Regions from separate parts of the Homo sapiens genome. Here region 2 is linked to region 1. A link is a loop called in an ENCODE intact Hi-C map of the cell type or tissue named here. Cell type or tissue: IMR-90. All regions are shown on one strand. Each heading gives the region's core, and the rest is flanking DNA. Links, peaks and the distances in the headings are about the cores only.

What was found. A loop is a pair of places that touch in the nucleus more often than their neighbours do. Peaks named below come from ENCODE experiments on the same cell type or tissue, not always from the same donor. Only the 100,000 strongest peaks of a DNase experiment are listed, where the experiment ranks them.
Region 2: a loop joins it to region 1, with 4 times the contacts of the local background. A loop is called at or near these places in 4 of 110 quality-filtered maps.

Annotation. Positions count from the first base shown.
Region 1 is chr21:37,849,728-37,860,400 of GRCh38, reverse strand. The region is part of intron 1 of KCNJ6 (potassium inwardly rectifying channel subfamily J member 6); the gene reads left to right. Among named protein-coding and RNA genes, the nearest start is that of KCNJ6, 61 kb to the left of the region's middle. RefSeq lists an enhancer at 3,480-5,097. In IMR-90, for the core only: no CTCF peak of the experiment used is centred there; DNase peaks (open chromatin) are centred at 4,230 and 4,690; H3K4me3 peaks cover 378 bases; H3K27ac peaks cover 2,333 bases.
Region 2 is chr21:37,782,412-37,793,084 of GRCh38, reverse strand. All of the region lies in intron 2 of KCNJ6 (potassium inwardly rectifying channel subfamily J member 6), which reads left to right. Among named protein-coding and RNA genes, the nearest start is that of KCNJ6, 130 kb to the left of the region's middle. In IMR-90, for the core only: no CTCF peak of the experiment used is centred there; a DNase peak (open chromatin) is centred at 5,414; H3K27ac peaks cover 623 bases.

The DNA.
Region 1 (10,673 bases), core at 2,242-6,241:
ACCAGGCGAGAAAGGAGGGTGGCCTGAGCTAAGCTAGTAGCTGTGAGGATGGTGGGAGGCCATAAGATGTGGGATCGGCTTAGAACACAGAGCCCCATGGTCTTTCCCATGAAGGAGCTCAAACTCAAGTTGGAGAAAAATTATCACCGATAAGGTAATTGGAGAACAATTAAGGGCTAAATTATGAGCTATTACCTGGGTGTAAAATAGGATTCAGGAGAAAAAGGAATCAGTGTAGGACCGAGCAGCAGGTGGGTTTGGGATTACTCCTGCCTGGGGAAGAACAGGAGCAAAGATGGAAATAGCCATTGCACCGGGTGACCTGTCCACCTGCAGCATGTGTCTTGGGGCCATGTTACTCTGGGCATCCAGGGCACGGGGTGTCTTGTGGAGTGCCCACAAGGAGTCATGATGCAAGGGACCAGCAGGGTAAAGGTGGGAAAGAGGGAGAACTGAAAGGCAAAGAGGTCAGAATCCAGGAGATACGCTAAGAAGCCATTCTATTAATTCAGAGGAGTTGAAATGCAGGCATTCTAGCATGAAGACAAAAGTATCAGTGGTAGCTTAGAAGACCCAAAGCCCCAGTACTTTATAACTTCATAATTGGGCTTTTGTTTTTATTTTTATGTTTTTTTAGTTGACTGTAACCTTCTTCTGAAATCAAGAAATTTCAGACACAAGTAAATCAATGAAATTCTTTGCTGGTCTGCCAAAACCCACATGAAACAGAGATAGCAATCATCACTTTATCCCTACCACTGAGATACAGTACAACTACCATTAGCTTGTCAGAAGCCCTGGAATGAAAAACTGGGGCTGCTCAACACCCAGTGCTGGCTAGAATCATCTGTAGAGCTTTTTAAGTATTTTATATATATATATATATATATATATATATATATATATATATATAAAGTAATATAAGCCCATAGTTAAAATTGTGGACAATGAAAAACCCTTCCTAGACTCCAGTTCAGTTTCCTATCCCAGAGACAACCACTGTTATGAGTTTCTTGTGTATCCTTCCAGAGATATCCTATTCATATGCTCACACATATGTGTGCTTTTGTGTCCTTAGTTATACATCTTATAAAATTTTAAAAAATATATATGTATGCTTTCTTAAACATAAGTGGAACACTACCATATATTCTCTTTTATAAATAGCTTTTTTACTTAACAATGTATCTTGGGAATTTTTCCATAGTAATTACCTATTGCTATATTTTGGTCTTTTATTTATTGAAGTTGTTTTCCATGAAGCCTCTAGATCTTAAAAATATGTTTATTGTTCTTTATCATATTTTATTTTGTGTTCTTTGTTTGCTTTGCTTTGTTGCAATTTGCAATTTTGTAAATTCGGTAGAATGAGAGTTTCATTTTGTTCTTCTATAATATATACTGTACTTACATCTTTGTTCTTTAGACAGAAACTTTTGTCTCCCTACCATAAAGTATGTTTAAATTGAGATTCTTTGATTTTCTATTTTCATGTAGTTTCTTTCCTCCTTCACCTTCCCTGCCTGGTTTTAATTGGTTACGCTGTTATTCCTAGTTCATCTAGTGCTGACCTTTATTCCCTTAAGTTATATTTCTATAGCTCCCTTTATGATATCTTCAAAAAAAACCCATGGAGAATTTCATTCCTGAGTGCTTGCATCTTTAAGATATCTCTCAGGCATTTCTTTGCTTGAACACCAGTGTGGCTGAGTATAAAACTGTAGTATCTCACTTTATTTTCCCAAAGACTTTAGATCTTATCCCATTGTCTTGTTGAATGTTTCTAGAGAGAAGGCTAAAGATAGTCTGTTTTTCCCCTTTTCTATGTGCCCTTTATGCTTTGATGCCTGTAAAATTATTTCTTTTTTCTCTGAAGTGCAGTAACTATATTAGGATATATATCAGTGCCCATGAATCCCCTTTTCCCCTCCAGGACCTAGCATGCTCTATCAATATTAAGAATTGAGCTTAATCTGAACTTTCTTTTTTTTTTTTTTTTTTTTTTTTTGAGACGGAGTCTTGCTCTGTCGCCCAGGCTGGAGTGCAGTGGCCAGATCTCGGCTCACTGCAAGCTCCGCCTCCCGGGTTCACGCCATTCTCCTGCCTCAGCCTCCCGAGTAGCTGGGACTACAGGCGCCCGCCACTACGCCTGGCTAATTTTTTTTGTATTTTTAGTAGAGATGGGGTTTCACCGTGTTATCCAGGATGGTCTCGATCTCCTGACTTCATGATCCACCCTCTTCGGCCTCCCAAAGTGCTGAGATTACAGGCGTGAGCCACCGTACCTGGCCAATCTGAATTTTCTTAATGATGTATCTAAATATTTTTCTGCTAATTCTGTTTTCTTCTCCTAGGATACAAACTCTATATATGTTGAATCATCTTTTTCTGTCTTCCATGTCTGTCATTTTCAGTTTGATATTTATTTTCTTTTTATTTTGCTCTATCTTCTCAAATTACACTCTGTGTCCTTGATTATATTTTCATCAGTGTCTTTCTCTTTTTTCTAAATAAATATGGCCTCTATTTCAATATTCACTTACTATATTCACTGTACTATTTCTATATTTGCTTTACCATTTACTAGTCACCTTACTTTTCTAGGTCATTGTTCAGCTTCCAGCTTGTCTTTTTTTTCCTGTAATATTTTGGATAGATCCACTGCTGGCTCCTCATGAAACAGGGGATTTCTTTCTGGGTCAGTAATTTGTGAAAGGAAGTGTTGAGAAGGGCCCAGGAAGCATAGCACAGAGCAAGAAGTCTCTTGGGCTAGAGTAAAGTTCTGTCTAATTCCGGGCTTTGTCAGAGGTTTAGTCCTTACATCACACAGCTAACAAAGGTTGGCAGCCACAGAGCTGCTCACTGTCCACAGTTTCTTTTCCACTCAGCCACACAAAAAGATTCCCTTTGCAAAATGGCAGATCTGAGCATTTTCTTCTGTCTCTCTGCTTCCTCCAGTCCCTTTGTGGTATCACACACTGTCCAGGAAGGCTCTCATAGCCAGTACCACATCTTCATCTTGTTGCTCTAAACATTGGTAATGCTTTGACTATGCCCCCAGGATGAAGAAGGCTGTGGGCAGCCAGCTCTGCCATAGATTTCTGGGGCTAGGCATCGTTTCTCACTCACCACCTTTATCCTGGCCCAATTTCTGCTGCATGTAACAATAGCCCTCCCTCTACATACATGTTCTGAGGTTGTAGGCATTTCATAGTTGCATCAAAAGTGAAGATTTCCTTCAGTTTCTTGGTATCTTTACTGTTTTCCAAAGGAGACAAAAGTCTCTGTCTTACCATCTTAAAATTAGATCTATCCATAGGAATGGTTTAAAGAAATGCATATTATTTACTTTTATCCGCAGAGATTTTGATTCAGTGGGTCTTCATTGGAGTATCGGCACCTCAAGGCTCAGAAGAGCCACAAGCAATGCATTTAAAATATTAGGGATACCATTCGATACTCCTACCAGAGCATGGCCTGGTGAACCATGCAAGAGCATCACACACTGGAATGAAACCAAGTAACTGGTACATCCAGCCAGGTCAATACCCAAACCATACAACTTCCCCAGGTCAGAGGCCATTGTTCTGACCTGGGGCTTAGGGGAAGCAGTTTACACTCACCATACTGATTTTTTATCTTTTTTTAATTTTGAAAAATGGAAAATCTGTAGAAAAGCCACAAGAATAATATAATACACATGATATACCCATTACCTGGATCCCCCCGTTTGTAAACATTTGTCACATTTGCCTCCTTTATTTGTGTTCTCTCTCTCTCTCTCTCCATTTAAGAGTTATAGTCATCAGGATATGTTGCCCTAAGTATTTGAGTGTATATCTCCTGAGAGCAAGGGCATTTTCCACACTGACTTGAAGTTCACCTAGTCCACAGTCTTGACTTGCTCATCAAGGCAGGAACCTAGGCACCTTCTCATAGAGAACCAGGAACAGAGAGGCTGGCTCTGACTAAGGCCGGAAGCACAAAATCACAGAGTTGAGAAATGAACAGCAAGGAGTAGGGAGAGGACAAGGAAGATGATAGCAGGATTTCCTGGTGGAAGAGCTAAGAAGGAAATGAAAATGTTTAAGCTGGTTGCTGCCTTAGGCACAGTAATTCTTCTCCCATCTCACTAGGGAATGTGGCCCAGCAAATGCCACAACATTGTATGGCATTGGCTCTGTGGTATTCAGAGAGAAGAATTACGAGATTTTAAAATGCAGGGAATCTGAAGAGCTTCCGGAAATGATGTTTGGACCTCTTCCCTCCCCTTCCCCACCCTCCTGTCTCTGGCCATGGCTTTCTGAGTGATGGAAAATGCAAGCACCATCTGCCCTAGCACCCAGTCCCAGGGAGGATAAAGCCTTGGGAAAGAATTCTTGCCTTGAGCGCCCTGAATCCTGCTTCCACCCCCTCTCCCCTGCCTTCTGCTGTGCTCTGGGACAGGGAGGCTGAACAGCTGCTGCCTGTCAGGGACAGAGGCCCCTGGCCGTGCTTGGCCAATAGCCCACCTTATAGCTAAAAGTGGAGAGAGTCATTTTTTCTTCCTCACAGATAGATATTTTAAAAAATTAGGAACCACAGAATTGTCAATGAGAATCTCATGATTGTGAATATGTGGTTTTGGAAAAATATTCATCACGGTTGAGCAGAACTGAGTTTCTTGGCTCGGCAGTGCTAAAAGGATGATATAAACAAAGGACATGATTCTGCAATGACTGGTCCCCGGGGGAGAGAGGGGCCCCCAGCAGATGCAGTCATTCTTGACTTCTGCCTTCTGAATTGGAAGTTTACTGTTGGATTTTTGATTTCATAAGGAAAGCTATTTTTTCTGCTCTGCTTAATTCTTTTTGTCACAAAACTGTTTAAACTGCACAAAAGATGCAAATCCATCTTCCATGACACAGACTCAGAATCTAACTATCTTCCTCTTTCCTCTAGTATTCTATAGAAAGGTTCCAAGAACAGTCACAATAGAGCGATGTGAGGGTTATGCTAATTCTCCAAGATCAGAGAGAGTGTTCCAATAAAGAAGCTAAAGAGAATGGAGAGTCCATTCCTCCCTTTTCTTTAAAACTCTGAGCCATGAAAACCACATCGTACTCCAAAAACTTCTGAAGAACTGCAACCTCACTGCAGCATTCAGAATAATGACATGCTAGACTGGTAGGAAGCAAACATGGGGGTGGCACAAGTAAAAAAGAGAAAAAGAAGAAAAGAAACCAAAAAAATTTTATTTTTTAAAAGTTCGATTCCATTGTGATCAGAGAGCATACTCGGTATGATTTCAATTCTTTTGTTGAGGTCTGTCTTGGTATATATGCTGTGGGCATTTGGAAAGAACGTGTATTCTGCTGTTGTTGTGTGGCAAATTCTATAAACATTGATTTGATCCTGTTGGTTGATGATGTTGATTTTCTCTGTATCCTTACCGATTTTCTCTGTAGTTGTCCTAACAATTGTTAAGAGAAGGGTGTTGGCATCTTCAACTATATTCGTGGATTTATTTCCCCTTTCAGTTCTATCAGTTTTTGCTCCACATATTTTGCACCTCTGTTGTTTGTTGCATACACATTTAGGATTGCTATGTATTCTTGGTTGATTAAACCTTTATTGTATTGGTACTTAATGGTTGTTCATATTTATGAATATCTCATGTGATATTTTGATAGATACATACAATGTGGAATGATCAAGTCAGGGTATTTGGGATATCCATCACCTCAAACATATATTATTCATTTGTGTTGGGAACATTTCAAGTTTTCTTCTAGCTATTTTGAAATATACAACACAGCATCATTAACTATAGTCATTCTACTGTGCTATCAAACAATGGAGCTTATTCTTTCTATCTAAATGTATTTTTGTATACACTAACCAACCTTTGCTCATCTGCCTCCTGATCCTTCCAGGCTTCTGGTTACCGTTCTACTCATTACTCCATTAGATCAATTTTTTAGCTCTCAAGTATGAGTGAGGACATATATTTTTCTTTCTGCGCCTGGCTTACTTCACTTAACGTAATATTCTCCATTATTTAATCTTTATTATTATGTAATTTTTCTCTCCATCTCTCATATTTTCTTTGCTCTGCAGTCTACTTTGTGTAATAATATTGCCATACTTTTTTTAAATTAATGCTTGTGTGGTACATCTTTTTCCATCTTTTTACTTTCAATCTACCCATACCATTATATTTGAAGTGAGTTTTTTTTAATGATATGTAGTTGGAGTTGCTTTTTATACACTCTGCTAATCTCTGTTTTTTAATTGGTGTATTTGGACCATTTATGTTTAATATAATTATTAGCATGTTAAGGCTTAGGTTGGCCATTTAATTTTTTGTTTTCTATTTGTTTTTTGTTTTGTGATTCTCTGGGGTTTTTTTCTGAAATTCTGTGGGTTATTTCAACATTTTCTAAAATTCAACTTTGATTTATCTATAGTGTTTTTGAATATATCTCTTTGTTTAGCTTTTTCAGTGGCTGTTCTAGGAATTACATTCTGTGTTTATGTATATATACACAATGTAATTTATATATATATATATACATATATATATGTATCTCTTAACTACTGCTGTTAATATTGACCAATTCAAGGGAAACATAGAAATCTTAGCTCCCTTTACATTCGTTTCCCTTCCCCTATTTAAAATATAGTTGTCTTAAATATTTCCTCTACATATATTAAGAATCACAGTAGACCATGCTATAATGTGTGCTTCAGCCATCAAGCATAATTTAGAAAACTCAAGAAAAGTCTACTGTGTTTGCCTATATATTTTCTCTTTCCATGTTCTTTCTACCTCTAAGATGTGTCAAGATTGCTTCTTTTATTATTTCCTTTTTGTTGAGAGAACTTCCTTTCTTTCAGGGTAGGTCTGCTGGTGACAAATTCTCTTTGTTTTCTTTCATCTGAAAATGCCTGAGTGCCTTGATTTTCATTTAATTCATGAAAGACATTTTTGCTGCTATAAAATTCTGAGCTGAAAATGTTTTTTTTCCCAGTGGTTGAAAAATGTTATGCTATTTTGTTCTGACCTCCACAGTTTCTAAGTAGAAAACCTCTGTCACTTGAATTACCTTTCCCTATTGATAATGCACTACTTCTCCCTGGCTGCTTTCATGATTTTTTTCTTTTTCTTTAGTTTTCAGAAGTTTATCATGTGTCTCTGAGTGAATTACCTTGGGTTTTTCTTGCATGGGTTTCATTTGGCTCCTTGGATCTGTAGTTGTTTTTTTTTTTTTTTAATTTGAAAAAATTGCAGCCATTATTCCCTTGAATACTTTCTTCAGCCTCATCTTCTTTTTCTTCTCCTCCTGATATTCTGTGTCATAAATGTTTGATCTTTTGTTACAACCCCACATGTTCCCAAGGCTCTGTTCATTTTTTTAAGTCTATTTTCTCTCTAGTGTCCAGATTATATAATTTCTATTGTTCTATCAACAAGTTCACTGTTTCTTTGCTCTGTCTTACCCACCCTGCTGTTCAGCCCATCGATTGAGTTTTTTATTTCAGTTATTAAAATTTTTAGTTCTGAATTTTTTTCCAGTTCTTCTCCATAAGTGCTGATTTTTTGCTGAGGCTTACTATTTGTTTGTTAGCACTTTTCTTCATTTGTTTCAGGCTGCATTAGGTTCCTTATATAATTATAAAATCTGGGTCATATCAGTGTTGATATTTGTCTTTAGTCATTCAGTTTTAGCTCTTTCTGTTGGTATGACAGGTAATTTTTTACTGAAACCTAAGCATTTTTGGTGTTACTATAAGATTCTGGATCTTATTGAAATCTTGTATTATAGCAGGACTCCTCTGACATCACTCTGGTGAGTTAAGGAGGGAACCACCTCATTGCTCACTAGTAAGGTGTCATCCTTTTTACTGCTGGATGGTAATGAAGGCTCAGGATCCCTACTGGGTCTCCAGCAACACCATCCTGGCTGGGATAGGAGGGGGCACCTCATTACTACTTCTCACGTGGTGGTCTCCACCAACACTTTGCAAGAGTGACCTTGTTACAGCTGGATGGCAGTGAATATCCTGACTCTATACTGGCCCTCCTCTAATACCTCCCCTGTGGCTCTGGGGAGACATACCTCATTATTACCAGAACCGTGTGGAGGACCAGGCTCCCCATATGGTCTCCAGGGAGTCTCACTGTCCTTTAGCAAGAAGGAAAATTCAGAATCTCCACTCTGTCTTCCCTGACACCATCCTGACAACAGGTTTGGGTGCAGCATTACACCTGATAAGAGTGGGAGCCAAAGCTCCCCACCCAGCCTTTGCTTTCCAGGTGGAATTGCTGTTTTTTCTATAATGTTTGGCTACAGAGGTTATTGTTCAAAGGTTTTCTGTCTTCTTAGACTACCTCTCTCCTAGGTCTTTGGCTAAAGAATTCAAGCTTGGGGCATTTTTGTCTGCATCTATTGACATTTCCAATTTGCTAACATCTCCAGTATCCAGTCAGGGATAAACAATATAGAAAAAAAAAAAAAGAACTCAGAGAGCTCACTCCCATGTTATTCCTCAGATATCAAGGTCCCTAGCTGGTATGGCTTCCTCTATTCACCTTTCAGAGTCAACTTAAGTTTGTCATATATATTGTCCAGGATTTTTTTGTTGTGCTTAGTGAGAGGAATAGGAAAAAAAAAATCAATCTGCATCATCTTTGCCAAAGCTGAAATGAAGAAATTAACTGTAAATAGAGAAAAAAAAAGAAGAGATAAAAGAACAACAGAGATTAGGACGGTGTTCCTCATTTTCCTTCTCAGAGATCTCTGTTGCTGAGAATCAATTATTAGATACCTAACAAAGGGGTCACCTTCTGTCCCTTCCCTCCTCTATCCAAACAGAAGTTCAAGCTGAAAACACACGACAAGAAGCACAAGAAAATAATACAGTTTCCATCTGTAAATTTTCCTCAGTCTCCAGCCCCAGTAAATGTCACATTTGGTTATAAAATTGAATTTCTCAAAGGAACATTTTAAAAATATTCCCCTGACTTAGTTTCTTTTATAACTATTGACACAGATGAGAGATTGAAGAAGCACATCTTTCTGCACCCTACACTTTTTTGCATGCGTAGGGAACAAGCTGGCTTCCAGGGGTTATTCCAATAACTGGGACTCTCTGCTGTCCTATTGACAATGCTGTGGCAGAGTTCAGCAGGGATAGTATCCTGTTTTGAGAACAGGCAACCACACCACTTCCCTGGATACTGATAGTGACCAGAGTGGCCTGGCTTGGGAAGGAGCTGTTATCATGCCCCACTGGGTTCCCTGTCTGATTAAGGGGCTCCACATGGGTTATACAGTATTAGGCAGTTTAGGCTTAAATCTCCTGTCACAAAACTTGATCACGGCCCTCCCAAAGGCTGTGTGTTTTCACAGATGCACACAGGCTGAGCCATGAATGAATGAATGAATCAATCAATCAATTACTCTTCACTGCAACCCAGCCAGTTCTCAAGGTGAAGCATGACAAATAGTCCCACAGCAGCATGCATAACCCTAAGCTTCCCTAGGATTCATTCCTCTAAATTGAAGTTATAGGCATAAGTTAAAAGGCAGGAGAGAATTGAGCACCATGGTAACCAGAGTCCCCCACAGCACCTTTGCATGGGGCTCCGTAATACAACATTGCATCATTAGACAAACGTAAGCCATTCTAGTGACCATACCAAACTCACCACTGGGCTTGAGTGACTCCTTAAAACAGGGTCAAGCTGCTGGGCCGGGTGATTATTTTCTAAATCAGCAGCCTCCAACCTTTTTGGCATGAGGGACCAGTTTCATGGAAGACAATTTTTCCACGGACCAGGGGCAGGAGGAGGGGGTGGGGATGGTTTCAGAGTGAAACTGTTCCACCTCACATCATCAGGCAATAGATTCTCATGAGGCGTGCACCACCTAGATCCCTCACATGGGCAGTTCAAATAGGGTTCGCACTCCTGTGAGAATCTAATGTCACTGCTGATCTGACAGGAGGTGCAGCTCAGGTGGAAATGCTCACCTACTGCTCACCTCATGCTGTGTGGCCCAGTCCCTAACAGGCCGCGGACCAGTATTGGTCCACGGCCTGGGGTTTGGGGACCCCTGTTCTAAGTATCCCTTATATGTCAGAGTAACTAACCAGCCTTACCTTGGGGCCTGCCATCCTGCCCCTATCATCAGTCCCACCTGACCCCTGGCACCCCGCAACCTACCTCTGATCAAATAAAAGAAAGAACGTCATACAAAGAAAAACAAAAGGAATCAGGGATTTCTTTCCCTGGAACTATCACTACATCCCTGAAACCATTTTAGAAGAGCTCTTACAGGTCATTGTATTGCACTACTTTCTGGGGCAGAAATTCTTCTGGAAAATTCTGAACAAATGACTGGTCAGCATCTCATGTCAGGAAACTCACAGCTGTTCAGGGACATTCCATTCATTCTATGCATTCTTTGGTTGTGATTTGGTATTTCGTTTTACCCTTTTTGGAAACAGAGGAATTCATCCTTTATAGTGTTTCAGTTGCTCCTGGAGTTGTCAAGACTATTTCCTCTGACTTGCTCTGTTACTTTGTAAGTCATGGCTCCAAGAATGACAAGTCCTACATCCACAGTATGTACAGTTGCTAAGGTGCAGAGGGGATGGGCACTCAGAATGGGTTAGCCAGGGAGAAT
Region 2 (10,673 bases), core at 3,184-7,183, 68 kb after region 1:
CACAGAGAGAATGACTTTATACAGGTTCTGATGAGGTCTCAACATGGAGTTGACAAGCCCTAGGATCAGAGTCCCCCCGGAGCACCCTTAGCTGGTACATCTTTAGAGGAGGGGCCTCATGGCTTACTGACTCACCTTGTGACCAAGCCTCACACAACACAGGGCCTTGACCAATCTATGTAGTGGAAGTAGCAGAACTTCCAGGAACCAACAGAATGTACACGTAGCAAGCAACAGCAACTAACTCTCATGAAGTGCTTCCGAGCTTACCAGTGTGCTTTTGTGTGCCTTCTGTCCTGTAATCTTTACTGGAAAACGCCCCTTGATTAAAATGGGCAGATCTCGTCACAGAGATCTGCTCCCTAGACTCACTGTGTGATATTGGGGAAGTGACTTACCCTGGCTGAGACTCCCGCTCCTTATTCAAAACAATGCCAATGTAAACTAAGCCTACTATGAGGAGTGGATGAGACAATAAGCATACAACCCTTAGCATATAGTAGTTGCTCAATAAATCTCAGCCACTTGCTCCCTCTACTTCCTCTCCTACCCTACTGGACTCTAGAATCTGTGCTTTTCCCATAATATTGCATAAAGTTTTGCTTTGTTGCTGGAAAATTTTAAACATCCTGATCTTCAAGGAAATGGGCAAAGAGAGAGATTGTGCTTTTCACAGTCGGCCACAGAAATAAATGCAGAGAGGGGAACTGAGTTTAAAGGAAACAAAAATAATTAGTGTAGTGATTGATTTGGGCAGCTAGTGGCCCAGCCAGCATATGAACTGAGATCCACTGAACTAGAGATGGGCAGGGTTTGCTGGAGACTTGAAGCTTGTGCCAAAACACCACTAACTGACCACAAAGCAGCAGATAGGAGGGTTGCAGCTGATGCACAAGCATTTGCAGCCCATGGGCTGAAGTATTTCTTCACTTTCTTTCTCTTATTCTGTCTTCTGATAAACCTACTGGCCCAGGAGAATGTGCACCTCTGTGTATTCGTTAGCAATTAAATAGACCACATTACAACTGGACCGCTGATGGAGAAAGTCACATCTCTCCAATATCAATTTAAAAACCCTGCTCAATTCGTTTGAAGGAAATAAGGTGGGAGGATATAACAACATTTTTATCGCTAGAAGAGAAGAATTGGAACAGTTCTAGCATCAAGAAAAGACAAATATTTATGGTGATGGATATTCCAAGTACGCTGATTTGATCTTTACAAATTATATGAATGCATTAAATTATCACATGTGCCCTGAAACTATGTACATCTATTATGCATCAATAAAAAAGAACATTTTTAAAGCAGGCTAAAAAAAAAATCAATCTTTGCCAACAGATTAGGAAAGCAATGCTGGCAGGCATATTTTATTCACCTGCCACCTTAGAGAACTATTAGAAAGGAAGACAGGTGGCCAATAAAATCTCCCGTCAAGAAAACCTCTTCAAATATCAGACAGCTATGGTCAAAATCATTCTAGAATTATATTTTCTTTTATGTACGCTGGTTCCTTCTTTTATTAGAACTAAGATTGTGCCAACAAAAATATTGCTGACCCAGGCTGCCCTCCCATCTCTAAAGGGGCTCTTGAAACCTTTCTTTCCTCTTGTCAGGGGACAATGTGCTTGTTCTCCCAGAGCCCCGGCAAACCTGGCCCCAGCTCAATGTGCAGGTCACCCCTGCATGGACCACAAGAACTGTGACGGGGGATAGTCAGATGATGAAAGTGCTTTTCTTTCCTCAGGGTGAATCTGGTTCACAAACCCCAGGTCAGAGACCTTCAAGAGTAACACTATCATTTTTCTTCTTTTTACAATACACAAGGAAATCTATTTTATTAAATGCCCCCAAATGTAAGGTTAATCAGAAACTGCCCCAGAGGAGAGAGAAGGAGCTGGAGACGTATTCAAGGACGCAGGTCCTCCCATGACCTCATGCCTGGTCCAGCAGACACGGTGTGGCTGGAGGACAAGGTCCCTCCCAGGGCCAATGTTCCAACAGCACCATGGAGCCAACACTTTGGGATGAAGCGCCCAGCTGGATTGTGAGACAAATTTAAAAATAGATGGTAAAGATCTAGCAGAGGAGAAATCACAACGTAAATTGGCTTTTGCAATCCAACTGTGATAAACAGTGGGAAGTAATGGAAATGTAATTGTGGAGCCCTTGGATGAGGTATTAAACTTTGAACAGGGAGGATTCCCATTAGCAAACACCAGTATGATCCTTTGGGACGGTGGGCATGTGATTGTGATGTGATTAGCTTTACTGTTTCAGTCCTGTTTACAAAGTTTTCTCCAAATCCTTGCAAAAGAGGAGCAGAAATGAAGACATTCTCTGGCAAGATATCACTCTTGCATTTTGCAGAGACTATAGTCACAGTCCCTTAGTCACATATAGGTCCCCTACAGGTAGCAGAAATCCACACTGGTTCTAAATCGATTGGTTTTGTTATAAAAACCTACGCAGAGTGAAGGCACTTGGCCTTTTAATCCTGACTCTGCCCCCACTGAGGCCTGTGAAACTTTAAGCAAGGTTATTTAATTTCTCTAAACCTCAGGTTCCTTATCTATGAAATGGGGATAATAATGGTGCCTGGAACATAGGGTTATTTTGAGAACTAAATAAGACAATTCATGGGAAGTATTCGGTATTGCTGCCTGGCAAAAAGAGGGCAATAATAAATGCTAGTTATTGTTGGTTTTTAGTTTTGTGTGGTGGTAAACGACAGACAGATGCCCCCCTACTGCCTGCTTTTTCCATTTCCTTTTCATCTTCCTTTGATCCGCATCTAAGAAATTTGTATCTTCTCCTTGATGCAGCCAAAGCTGAAGAAAACATATCTCCTAGTCACAATTCAAAGTGTTGCAACCCTGTGCCCCAAAAAGCACTAAGATTGATGCTGACTTCAAATGCAACAGAGTCTTTAAACATGGAATGTAACATTTAGCCTTGAAGGGATGAGTTCTGTGGACCACTTGAGTCTGACCCATCAAAGACAGACTAGACTGGTCAGAGCTGAGACTAGACCTTACTTTATCCCAAACTCATTGGAAGTTCGCGATGATCCTTCCCCATCCTGCATAGATCTCTGGCTCTTCCCCCAACTCTATCACTCACACACCTGGGTATGTAGCGGCCTTTGAAGTCACAAGTGCTATCAAGTGTATAGAGCCACTGACCTTCCACTCAAACCACAGACTAATGCATATGTGTCCAAAGGGGCCTAAGACACCTAAAGTTCTCACCTAGAGGAGAATTATATCTATCTGCATGACTTAGGAGGACTTTCTGCTGCAAGTAATAGAGACACTGGTCGACAGCGCACTAAACCACAGGGAGGAGTATGCTTTCCATGCAATGTAAACTTGGTGGTAGAAGTGATTGGTATTGATTCAGCTGTGCAAGGATGCCGTCGAAGACCTAGACTCTTTCTCTCATCTATGCTAACCTTAACAAGTTAACCTTTCATCCTCAAGTGTGTCATCTCAGAGGGTGTATTAGTCTGCTCAGGTTTCCATGACAAAATACCATAGCCTGGGTCATTTCAACAACAGAAATCTATTCTCTCACAATTCTAGGGGCTGGAAGTCCAAGATCATGGTGCCAGCATAGTCAGGTTCTGATGAGGGCTCTCTCTCTCTAGCTTGCAGATGGCCACCTTCTTGCTACATGCTCACATGGCCTTTCCTAAAAGAGATCTCTCTACTTCTTATAAGGCCACCAATTTCGTTGGATTAAGACCCCACCCGTATGACTTCATTTGACCTTAGTTACCTCCTAAAAGCTCTATGTCCAAGTACAGTCACACTGGGGGTTGAGTCTTGAACATGTAAATGTGGGGGAACACAATTCACTCCATAAATAGGGTGTAAAGGCATTGTGTGGTCCAGGAATTGCATCTCTAGTAGGAAGAAGGAGAAAAAGAGTACAAAAAAATACATGTCCCTTTTTCAAGAAGAATTTTTTGACCAACTTCCACTTACATTCCATGACCATGCCTAGCTGCAAGGAAGACTTGGAAGTAAGAGAGAGGAGACTGTGGAAAAGAGTCTTGAGAGTAGTGAAATAATAAACTTCCAGAAGAAGCTTCAATCTTTTCGATGATGACTCTACAATACCGGTCATTTTTTTCCTAAAGGGGGCTCTTGATAGAGAACAGAAAACCACTCTTAGGTACTGTTAGTTACTTTTGCTGCATAACAAACCATCCCAAAAATGAGTCACTCAATAGTCAGCAGTTTGAGCTGGGCTCCTCTTGGCGATTCTTCTTCTAGTCTTGGCAGGGCTCACACATGCGTCTAGGTCAGTGATCAAGCTAGCTGCGGCTGGCTGGGATGGCTTATCTCTGCTCCACGTGGTCTCTCATCCTCAAATGGGCTAGCCTGGGCTTATACACATGGCACCTGGGCAGATTTCTCAGAAAGGAAAAGAACTGACACACCTTCCTTTTTCACTTCTGCCACACTCTGCTGGCCAAAGAAAATCACAATGTCAGCTCAGATCCAAGGGATGGGGAAACAGAACTGTCTCTTATTGAACACATCTGTAAAGCCACATTGCACAGGTCATAAATATGAAGAGTGGTATAAGAGCATTGTGGCCATTTTTACAATCTTTCACAGGCACATTGGTCAAATTATAGGAAGTATGCTGAGCAAATGTGGGGGGACGAATAAGAAGGACATTATAATCAGTATTTTATTGATTTATATTAGTAACCACTCCCAAAGAAAATTAGAGGGAACATCATACACTATATCAAAAAGATCAAAAAGAAGCTCCATGTTCCATGGCTAGCTACTGGAATTGGGCCCAAATTCTGTTAAATCTTCATAGATTCACCTTTCATCAAGGCAAGAATGACAAGTACTTTGAAGAATATAATTTGTCTAAAAGTAATGCAGAACTCTGGAGGAAAACTAGAAATCCATGAACTGCTTCATTATGTGATCAATAACCACTGACTGGTATTAAAACTCCATGAGCAAATGCCTTCAGCAATAACAGATCTTCCTTCTCAAATTCTGGTTTTTGCACACAATAGGTACTTGAAAAATATGAAAGCCAGATCATAATCCCATTAGCTTTCTGTCCATGACCTTAAAGAAGATATCTTCCTATCTGAGATGGTAATGGTGCAGGGATAAGGGTAGAGGTTCTCCAACCCTATTATTATTAATTAAAGTCACTACTGATGGAACCATGACCTTAAAGAAAACATTTCTGACCTTTCCATGACTAGTCTCAAACTTGTAACTTTAATTAATATTTCTCATACTTCCTTTTCCAGTTCTTTCTAACTCCATTTCAGATTTGTATACTGACTTTTTTGTAGGCCCATTCCCTTGTGCTTTCAAAAGTAATCAGTATTAGATTCCCATGGCATTAGTCAGCACCTTGTCTGTTTTTTCCCAGCATGACTGTGTCCATTGAAATTCACTTCAAGTTCCCAAACAAATACATTCATGTCCTTGGGGATCCCAAGGCAGATTGGCAGACCCATCCTCAGATATGCCACTTTCAAATTCCATGAATGTGGCTTAGAATGTAGAAGACTGTCAAAGGTCATCTCCTTTCAGAAGAAAATAAGGTTTCTTGCCTTTCTTTGACGTGCCCCACTGTAAAAACAGTCAGCATGTATTATGAGATCCCCATTAAAAGAAGAGTGAGTATGACCCCTGGCCAGCCTCCCAAAAGGTGTCATGGGGCATCACTGTGTGTCCAGGGATGTAGAGCTCCTTGAGGAACATGAAGCTGTTATACTATTCAGCCCCCTCTACCCCCAGTTCCTTCAAGTCTCAGCTCTTCCTAAGAAGTTTTCCAGGCAAGTTTTTATACAGCTCTAGTCAATCAGTTTCACAGACTATGTGAGATGTCAAATTAGTTTCACAGTCTACGGGAGATGTCAAATTTCTAACCCCCTGCTCATTTGTTGTTTTTTTTAAACTATTTTCTGAGATGCTGGCCTGAATTCAGAGGACAAAAGAGAACAGAATCCAGGTCAACTGAGACCAAAAGTAAAAATGAGTAACATCAACTCTGATTTGGGGAATGTGTTTATTAGGTCCTACTATGTGCAAAGCAATCTCTGTGAGGGGCTCAGAGGAGTGCCTGGCTTTAAAGGAATTTATTGTCTGCTGGAAAAATAGAATATAGACACAGAGAAAGTAACTCTAAACAATCATAGCTAAAACTTGAAGCCATGGTTTACTGAGTCCCTATTTTCTGCCAAGATCTGTGTTAGGAACTTTATGTATCTGGTCAGGTATAATCCTCACAACGGCCCCATTTTAAAATGAAGATACCATGACTCAGAGAAATTAGATAAGATGTCTAGGGCCATGGTGTTAGTAAGTAGCAAATTCAAGAGCCAATCTCTGCTGAATCTCGCTGTAAGACTCAGTCTCTTTCCTCCATGCTAGAACAACAGGTGGCCTTAGCCAGGCAGAGATGAGAGCAGAAAAGTGGAACCATTTGTTGCATATAGTCTTTGAGGCCACCAATCGGGGTAGCTGCACTCATGACTGTTGGCCTATTGTTCAGCTGAATTGTGGGGCACACGACAGTGTCCAGAGGCACCTTATTTTCTTCTGAAAGGAGATGGCCTCTGACAGTCTTCTCCATTCTAAGCCACATTCATGGAATTTGTAGGTGGCATATCCAAGAGGAGGGGCCTACTCATCTGTCTTGGGATCCCCAAGTGGATGCCCCAACAGGAAGAAGCACATGGGGTTCAAGTGCCAACCTCTGTCACTTGGTCCACCTGAGTTCTGAGCACATTTCTAGAATACCCTCTGCCCCAACCCTTCCTCCCTGTGGAAGCTCATATTTCTAGTTTAAGTAGCCAGTGGGTCAGCATCCTATCACCAAGACAGGAAGCATCATATCACCAGGAGGGCAAAGAGGCTTCATGTTCTGTGTCAACACCAACTTCATCTGATTAATATTGACCACTTGGAGGGCTAGGCTGTAAAGAGTTGTAGGACCAGATCAGGCCTCATCAGGCCTTTGCCCAATCAGGCTGCCATAACAAAATATTTTAGACTGGGGGACGGATAAACCACAGATTTATTTCTCACAGCTCTGGAGGCTCCGAAGTCCAAGATCAAGGCAGATTCTGTCCCTGGAAAGGGCCACCTCTCTTACTCAGAGATAGCATCTTCCCACTGTGTCCTCAAATGGTAGAAGAGGTAAGCAAGCTCCCTTGAGCCTATCTTATAAAGGCACTAATCTCATTCATTAGGCTCCAATCTCATGATCCAATAATCTCTGGCTCTACCTCCTAGTACCATCACCTTGTGGATGACGATTTCAATGTGCGAATTGGGGGAAGGACACAGGCATTCAGACCATGGCACTACTTTTCTGACCCCCAGTTTCTGCACCTGTGCAATGGATAAACCTTCCTCAAAGACTTGTTTTGGAGATTAGAAGAAATAATATTGATAATGCATTTGTGCATTGTCTCAGAGAATGGACACTCAATGAAGGATACTATTACTTGCTAATAGTGCATCCTGACTAATGCACTTGTTATTCTGTGCTAATGACATATCAACAGCATGTAACAATGATGAAAACCCAACACACTGAGAATACAGTTTCCATGTATGTCATTCCCAGGCATTAAGACATGGATGCCTGTCAGTGATAAGAGGATCACGGTGAGCCTTTGGAAACTGCCACGTGGTTTACTTACAGACAAGGTGGTTTTTCCTCAGCTTAAGCAGTGCTTGTCTAAAATCTTCTTTTAAATGAGTTTTGAACATCTTTTATAATTCTCAGAACTCACTTGTGGAAGTTTTCCTGGTCCTCCCACTTCTTGGGCACAAAAAGTCACATTAACAGTGATAACCTGAAGCCTCAGGTTCTCATCCTCATGGGCCCATGCTGGATCTCAGCCTCCACAAATGTCTCTGAAACTCCCAGGAGACTGTTGGAATCTCAGGCAACATTGTTCACAAGTGAATCCACTCCTGTCAGCTGTTGTGCAGCTCCCGAGGCTCTGCAGTGACCTGAGGTCCCTCCTCTGCTCCTCTAGTTCTACTTAAAACACTTGCTCTCAAAAGCAGGCAGACACGAGTCTGGGGGCTCTTAGGAGATGAATCTCTGTGACATTCTCCAAATTGTGCTCGGAGCCACCTGTACCCTTGAGGGGTGAGGCTCCAAAGAGCTGACAAACAGATTCTGGAGGAAAATATTAAATTCTCCTGGAAGAACCATTTTATGAGAATCCTGAGAGCATTTCTAAGAGACAAGTCATAACAAGCAGATGGAGAAACCGGGGTGCTTGTTAGGAATTCTAACGTTGCTCTGCCAGCAATTCACACATCCCAGGAGCCAGGCAGGCACAGACTCTATGATGTGAAACACAGACCCAGCCGCTGGGCCCCCAAGCAGAGGGGTGGTAAGAGAGAGCTGCCTGGGGACATTCACTTCGACTCAGTGCAGTGTGACAGTTTGCAAGCTCATGGGGTGCTGGGAGCTAGGAAAGGCCCCATGCTATCCAGGTTGAGGTATCTGTCCTGGGAGACAGGTGTGAAATCAAATACCTATAACATGTGCAAAGACCGTATTTCCAAATAAGTTCATATTCTGAGGTTCTAGGTGGACATGAACTTTGTGGGGACAATGTACAACCCACTGCTCATGGCTTTGTGACACCCAGCTTACTCCAGCCTCCAAGGCAGAAGGCTCGGTCTGGCTGAGGGCAGGGAAAGGCCTTTGGACAAAGCAGTCTTGCAACCAGGCCTTAGCCTGGGGTGGGACTTTAACTTGTGGGGCTGGGAGAGATGGCTCCAGGGTAGAGGGTCATAAAAAGCCAGCAAGACTCGTGCAGCCGGGCACACAGTTTGGAAAAATCGGTGCCCTATTGAGTGAGTAGTGAGAAGAGTTTATGGTGCATGGATGGGAGCATGAGAGACCACAGGAAAGGGAGGGAGTGCATGTTGAGGGGCTTAAATGCCACAAAGAGGTGGACTCAATGGGACACAGCTGTAGGAGTCAGCTCACGTCACTATAACAAAATACCCCAAACTGAGTGGCTAAAACAACAGACATTTATTTTCCCATGGTTCTGGAGGCTGGAAGTCCAATATCAAGATGCTAACTGATGGATTTTTGGTGTGCAGTCTCTTCCTGGCTTGGAGACAGCCACCTCCTGCTGTGTCTTTTCATGGTCTTTCTTCGGTGCATGTGCACAGACACACAGAGGAGAGATTCAGAGTTGTCTGGTGTCTCTTATTAAAGTACACTAATCCTAAAAGCTCAGGACCCCACTCTATGACCTCACTTAACCTTAATTCCCTTCTTAGGGGCCCCATCTCCAAACACAGCCACACTGGAGGTTAGAGCTTCAACATATGAATTTGAACATTCAATTCATGACAAAAGCAAAGACTTCAAGCAGGGAATTGATACCCTCTAACAAGAGATTACAGAATTCCAGGTATTCAGGTTGCAGGCTGGCAAGGTGTATTAGTCCATTTTCATGTTGCTGACAAAAACATACCCGAGACTAGGAAGAAAAAGAGGTTTAATTGGAGTTACAGTTCCATGTGGCTGGGGAGGCCTTAGAATCATGGTGGGAGGCAAAAGGCACTTCTTACATGGTGGTGGCAAGAGAAAATGAGGAAGATGCAAAAGTGGAAGCCCCTGATAAAACCATCAGATCTCGTGAGATTTATTCACTACCATGAGAACAGGATAGGGGAAACCATCCCTGTGATTCAAATTATTGTCCACCGGGTCCTTCCCACAACATATGGGAATTATGGGAGTACAATTCAAGATGAGATTTGGGTGGGGACACAGCCAAACCACACAGATATTTTGCTGATGCACGCCCTCATCCGTGGTTAGCTTCTGCATCTCCCTCAGCGTGCATCAAGGATGTGAGTCTTGTGAAAGCATCGCTGGGTGAAGTCAGGATTCTTGAGCTCAAGGCCTGGTCATGGCATTGACTCCTGTGTGATCCTAACCTCTTGAGAACTCAGCCTCCTCCTCTGTAAAACTAAGGATTTGAGCTTGACAGTCTTTTGGGCATCCCATAATTCAGGGAGGTGGTTTCAGAGGTGGGCCGGGTGGCAGGAGGAAGTCAGCCTGGAATTAAAATGTTTGGGGACTAAGACAAATTCAGACAACTGGGAGGTGAGTCAAGATGGGGCAACCATGTAATTTATCACACAAATCAGGTCACATTTCAGACTGAAAGGGAGAGCTTGTAATATTAATATTTACACCAAGACAACAGGCATAATCCAGACTGCCCTGGGCACCTGAGTGTAGATAAATATCCAGCTCCACACTTAGGTGGACAAGGGCAGAGGCAAGAACTAGAAAAGAGGTGTCCAACTTCCCCAGTAGGGCCACAGCCTGACTTGTCCACCCTCTTCTTCCTTGATAAAGTTAGTAGCAATACAGATTTTCTGTTGCATAGATTAGAATATGAGGCAAAAATGAATAGGGTGGCTGGAGAACCAGAATTAGGGTCCCCTGGGTGGAGGGAGTTGTGGCCATGAAGGAGGAAAGCCACACGGGGGAACCAGCCCCAGGAGAAAGGACAAAGGACCAAGAGGTTGCAGTCAGCAAGCGTGGCCCTAAGGGAGCAAGTGGGCACTAAGTATATGTAAAGGTTTGCAGGTGGTAAGCATTTACAGGGAGGGGGG